Linked DNA regions of Homo sapiens: region 1 is linked to region 2. A link is a loop called in an ENCODE intact Hi-C map of the cell type or tissue named here. Cell type or tissue: gastrocnemius medialis. All regions are shown on one strand. Each heading gives the region's core, and the rest is flanking DNA. Links, peaks and the distances in the headings are about the cores only.

The links. Peaks named below come from ENCODE experiments on the same cell type or tissue, not always from the same donor. Only the 100,000 strongest peaks of a DNase experiment are listed, where the experiment ranks them.
Region 1: a loop joins it to region 2, with 8 times the contacts of the local background. A loop is called at or near these places in 4 of 110 quality-filtered maps.

The regions. Positions count from the first base shown.
Region 1 is chr2:96,021,273-96,024,143 of GRCh38, reverse strand. GPAT2 (glycerol-3-phosphate acyltransferase 2, mitochondrial) reads left to right here. Exons shown (of 22, transcript NM_001321527.2): 17 at 144-221; 18 at 704-835; 19 at 918-1,038; 20 at 1,121-1,186; 21 at 1,421-1,476; 22 at 1,869-2,198. The coding sequence ends at 1,985. It also overlaps the pseudogene FAHD2CP. Among named protein-coding and RNA genes, the nearest start is that of GPAT2, 12 kb to the left of the region's middle. In gastrocnemius medialis, for the core only: a CTCF peak has its summit at 1,249 (motif pointing left); a DNase peak (open chromatin) is centred at 1,213.
Region 2 is chr2:96,506,916-96,509,816 of GRCh38, reverse strand. It overlaps a transcript of NEURL3 not described here. Among named protein-coding and RNA genes, the nearest start is that of NEURL3, 3.0 kb to the right of the region's middle. RefSeq lists a silencer at 1,362-1,701. In gastrocnemius medialis, for the core only: a CTCF peak has its summit at 1,586 (motif pointing right); no DNase peak of the experiment used is centred there; H3K4me3 peaks cover 637 bases.

The sequences.
Region 1 (2,871 bases), core at 1-2,500, 490 kb after region 2:
TGGTGGTAGGAATGGCCCATCCCTGCCCATGCTCTACCTCTGAAACCTCCTGGGTAGTAGGTGTGGCCTTGCCCGGTCTTTGGCTAGGCCCCTGCCCATGTGCCTGGCTCTCCTGAGGCCACATGGGTGCCTTTTTCTCCCAGCCCTGCCAGTCTTCCTACTGCTACTGTCAGGAGGTGCTGGACCGGCTCATCCAATGCGGGCTCCTGGTTGCTGAGGAGGTAGGCAGGGCAGTTGGAGACAAGATCCTTGCCTGGAGCCTGGCCTCCTCCAGCCTCCCACCCTGAGTGCCAGCTGCCCCAGGCTCCTCCTCTGCCCCGTGTGTGCTGTGGGGGTGGGCAGCCCCTGGCCTTGCAGCGGGGAAGCCTAGCTCGCACCTCTGCTCCCTGTGCCTTGGGATATAGCCACCTATGCCCCGGTTCTGTGTGTCTCTCTGGATAGCACTGGACATGTGTGCCTCTGAGGTTCTCTGCACACCTCCTGCTCCCCACATTTCTTGGCCACAGGGCTACTGCCCTTGAGGGTGGGAATTCACTTCCTCTCACTCTGCAAGTTGGCCCAGCAGGTGCTGGGGCATGGCTCTGGCCATCCTCTTGGGTCTCTAGGTCTGCTTTTACTGGTTTCACCTGCATGTACCTGGTCTGGGGGTGTAGGGTTGATCCCTGGCCAGCTTGTCAGAGAACAATGGCTCCACGGCCCCTAGACCCCAGGCTCCCGGCCAGCCTGTGACACAGGGCGACAGCGATTGAGCAGAAAGCTGCTGTGGAAACCGAGTGGGGACTTTACTGATAGTGACAGTGATGACTTCGGAGAGGCTGACGGCCGGTACTTCAGGGTGTGTTTCAAAAAGCTGCCCCTGGAGGGAGGTGGTAGGGAGGCGGTGGGGAGCTGCACTCACCCCGGCCTGTCCCCTCCAGCTCAGCCAGCAGTCACACTGCCCAGATTTCTTTCTTTTCCTCTGCCGCCTGCTCAGCCCGCTGCTCAAGGCCTTTGCACAGGCTGCCGCCTTCCTCCGCCAGGGCCAGCTGCCCGATACTGGTGAGGCCCTTGTTCCCTTGCAGTCCTCGAGGCAGGCTGTGTCTGTGCTGGGTGCCAGGTCTAGGTCTTCTCTCTTCTGCAGAGTTGGGCTACACAGAGCAGCTGTTCCAGTTCCTGCAGGCCACCGCCCAGGAAGAAGGGATCTTCGGTGAGTCCCAACCAGTCAGCCCAGGCTCCTGCAGGCAGTGGTGTTTGCTGGTGGCTGCTGCCCCCTGCAGGACAGTGACAACCCAACTCTAGGAAGGCAGGCTGCAGAGTACAGTCTTCTGTCCAGTCAGAGCTCTATCCCTCCCTGGGCTTCTTTAAACAAGAGGAGAGAAGCCTGTGCCCAGTGGCTCTCTGTTCTCCCTACCTAGAGCCTTCACTTCTCTCTTCTTTCCAGAGTGTGCGGACCCAAAGCTCGCCATCAGTGCTGTCTGGACCTTCAGAGACCTAGGGGTGAGAGGAGCCACTGTCACCATCTTCTGTCCCCCTGCTCCCACCCCAATAGAGTAGCTCAGGGAAACCCAGCTATGTCCCCATCACTCCACAGGGCTGGCCTGATGGTGCCTCATTAAGACCCTGGGATTTACTTGGTGTCTTCCAGCAACAGATTTGGTGATGGGTTGGAGAAGGTGGGATGGTTTCCTGCCTCTTGGTCTCCCAAATCACTGGCTCATCTTTCTAGGTGGGGTATTGGGACTGCTTTGCGGCAGCATTTGCACGCAAACATTGAGGTCTAAGGGGCCAGAGGTCTCAAGGCAGGTTTCTGGGGGACAGGCCTGGCCCCTGGGCCATGTGTACACAGTCCCTGTGGTGAGCGCACTCACGGCTTATCTTCCATGGCCCAGGTTCTGCAGCAGACGCCGAGCCCTGCAGGCCCCAGGCTCCACCTGTCCCCTACTTTTGCCAGCCTGGACAATCAGGAAAAACTAGAACAGTTCATCCGGCAGTTCATTTGTAGCTAGAACTGTGAGGAGGAGCCTGTGCTGAGACTTCTCAGCCCCAGAACACAGCTGTGTCCTAGAGCCAGAAGATGGAGAGGAGGCTGCAAACCCTTAGCTGCTCTATAAATATAATCATTGAGGCTTGATTGTCCCTTGCCATCTCTTGCTTTTTCCCTTCTTTGATGTGATAAACAAGGGGACGAGACGAGTTGTCTTTTCCCCAGCCCAGCAGCATCTTTTTGGTGTATGTGTGTGTATTTGCTCTCTTCTTCCCCAGTCCCACAAAATGCCCTAACTTGTCCCATGAAACAAAGCCCAAACGAAGACAAACAGCAGAAGCCAAGCTGCTGCTTTGACCCGACGAATTTATTGAAGAGAGCTCTGTCCTTCTCCCTTCTACCGAGAAGAGGCGGCTTGCAGGGCTGGCACCTGTCCACACCTGTCACTGGGCCTTTCCCTGGGCTAGGCTGAGTGGGAGCAGATGCCCTCATCCTATGTGCAGGGCCTGTGCAGGAGCCATCACACCACCTTGTTGATGATGACACCTAGTTCTTCAATCTCACACTGGACTTCATCCCCCTTCTGCAACAGAGCAGGCCATGAGAGTGTCAGCCCTTCCGTCAGACACACGTACACAAGCCTGTACTTCTCAAGTCTGAGCCAAGCCTGCCAGCCCTTTGGGGCCCTTGCTCTCTTTGCTTTTCACTAACCTACCTTGAGAAAGACAGGAGGTTTCCTGAATACACCGACACCTGGGTGGAGGTGGGGGGGTCCCAGTCAGGATGACATCCCCTGGGTAAAAGGTAACAAACCTGGAGCAAAGCAAAAGGACCCGGTGAGACCAGGGGCTGGCTGAGGTGGCCACAGCCAAAGGTGGAGGGCTCAGGTCAGCCTCCACATGTGTGGC
Region 2 (2,901 bases), core at 295-2,794:
AATAACTCTGGGCTGGTACTGTGCTACAGGCTGGCCTCCCTCTCCTCCCTCCCACCCCCAAGGCCCCGTGGGGGCTGCAGCTATTGGTCCAGAGGGCTTGTTGGAGTTGTTGGGTGCTCGAGAGGCAGGCCGACTTGGTGGCTGAGGGCGGCGCCTAGGACACAGGTGCAGTCCTGGCGGAGCGTTTGTGGCCCATTCCCTCCAGGGCACCAGGCCTGTGGTCAGTTCCGCTGCCGGCCACCGGGTGGCAGTGCTGGTCAAGCCCTCCAGCCTCCAGAGCCGGTCTTCCCAGGCGGCGTGGATGCTCCCTGACTCACCAGCTCCGCCAGAACGACATTGTTAGGGCTGGAAGGGCTTAGCCAACATAACACGAAGACGCAATTTATGTATGATTTGAGGGTCCGATTGGAAGGGTTTTTTTGTACATCTACACACCTGTGTGACCACGATCAAGGTGCAGGACGTTTCCAGCTCCCCAGAGGCTTCCCGTGTCCCTGCCGATCACTACCTCCCAAAGGCAGCCTTGTCCTGCTTCGAACACCACGGATGGGTTTTGCCTGAACTTCCTATGAATGGCAGCACGCGGTGCTCTTTGGGTCTTCCCTTACATCAGCCTCACGGCTGTGAGGTTTATCCTCGTCGTTGCAGGTAGCAGTAATTTGTTGTCATTGGCACAGTATTCCATGGCGCGCATATGTGGCAGTTTAGGTCCTGCTGATGGTTGTGGGAAGCTGGGCCGGGAGCAGCCTCTGAGACAGAGATCAGGGACAGGGCTGCTTAGGCGGCAGACCCGGGGAAGCATAGGCCTGGACTGGGTGTGGGTGGGACACTGGCCTTGGCCTCCGGGGAATGGGCCCTGCATTCCCGGGGATCTGAGCAGTTCAGCTCCCCCAGCTGAGTGTGAGGTGGACAGCAGTGGACATTCGCTTGTTTCCAGGCTGGGGCTGTTGTGCAGAGCGCTGCTGTGGGCCAGCACACTTGGTTCACGGGGGTGGCATGGCTGGGCCATGAGGCTGGCAGAGGGGTGCCTTGTGCAAAAGCTCCCAACGCTGCCCTGTTTGGCCCCTGCGCGCCCTGGCCGACCGCCCACAGCGCCCGCGGCCCTGATGTTCTGGGGCTGGTTTCTAGGCAGGGCAGCCCCTGCCCTCTGAGATTTTGGCCCGGCGGGGAACGGATGAGGGCTGGCAAGTGTCATAGGTAGGCGTCCCTGGGCCTTAATGGCAGGGCCCACGAGGGACCGGGCTGCCTGACAGTGCCCCAGGTTGGGCTGGGCTCCCGGTCCCGCTGGGCCGCACGCTGGAGTGGGCGCGGGGCAGCAGTGGCTTCCTCGTGTGCCAGGCTCTTCCCGGAGCGCGGGTTGAGTCTTGAGAGATAACCTGCGTGAAGACATGTGTAGTGATGGGGCTCTGGGCAAGAGAGGCCGACTGCAACAGAGGGGTCCCAGTGAGGCTACCACCCACCCTGGGAGACGGGTGTGTGGGAGCTGCGGTATAGTGAGCCTCGGCGCCGCTCACCTCCCTCTGGGGCGCCCCTCCCGGCTTTGGGGGCTCCCGGGCCCTCGGCGCCTCCTGCAGTACTGACCGCCGCCAGCAGGGGCCGCCTCAGTCTCTGCACAGCGGAGACCGCCCCGCGCTTGAGGGCACGGGCCCGCCCCTCTCAGAGCAAAGGTTTGCAGCGGGGCTGGCGGGTGACATCTACTGCGGGGCAGCCTCAACCTGACACTCAGCAGCAAGTTAGGCCTATCTACAAATCTCCTGCTCTGTGCCCGCGCAGTCCAGTGGAGGAGATATTCCTAATTAGGGGGCACTTCCAAGGGGCGGAGTCTCCGCGGCGAGTGGCCGTGGAGGGGCGCAAGGCAGACGGTCTCCAGCCACGATACCTGGGCCAATCCCAGCCTGTCACGTCATGCCTAGTGAGCTGAACAAGCTGCGTAACTGTCGTGTGCCTCAGTTTCCCCACGTGTATAATGGAAATGATTACAATAAACAGGACCTTTTTGAGGAGTTGCCATGAGGACTGTCAGGTAAGTTCTGGACTTAGAACGGTAGCATTCCGGGCCAGGAGCGGTGGCTCACGCCTGTAATCCCAGCACTTTGGGAGGCCGAGGCGGGTGGATCACGAGGTCAGTAGATCGAGACCATCCTGGCCAACATGGTGAAACCTCATCTCTACTAAAAATACAAAAATTAACTGGGCATCATGGAGAGCGCCACAGTCCCAGCTACTTGGGAGGCTGAGGCAGGAGAGTTGCTTGAACCTGGGAGGCAGAGGTTGCAGTGAGCCGAGATCGTGCCACTGCACTCCAGTCTGGGCCACAGAGCGAGACTCCCTCTCAAAAACAACAACAACAACAACAAAAACGGTAGCATTCTGCAGGGGAGGAAAAGTACAAAAGTAAAATCTTTCCCCACCCATTGCTCGGTTCATGGCTAGGACACCTATAACAAAAGACAGGTCAACAAGAGAAAAGCACACAAATTTATTTCATGTAAATTTTACATGACACAGGGGCCTTTGGAAATGAAGACCCAAAGAAATGGGGACATGTATTTTTATGCGTTGGTTTCATGAAGAGTGGGCATCGTGGAGAAGTGATTGGCTAAAGGGGGAAGGGGTAATAAACCGGGGAGAGTCGGCCAGCCTGTTCAGATTCTTCTCTCTGTCCCTGTGTCTTCAGAGGTAAGGATGGGTCTTATGGCCTCATGGCCCTACTTCAGGGGATTCGGGCAAAGGGAAGGTGAGCGAGGCCTTCCTGCTTCTGCTGTTTTCTTAAATGCCAAAGTGCCATATTTTGGGGTGGCATGTCCTGAACCCTGGCAGTTTGTTCAATAAACAAACACAGAGTGTGTGGCGGGTATGCCTGTACCCTGGACGGGAGGCTTTAGGCAGGTTTTTTAGCTC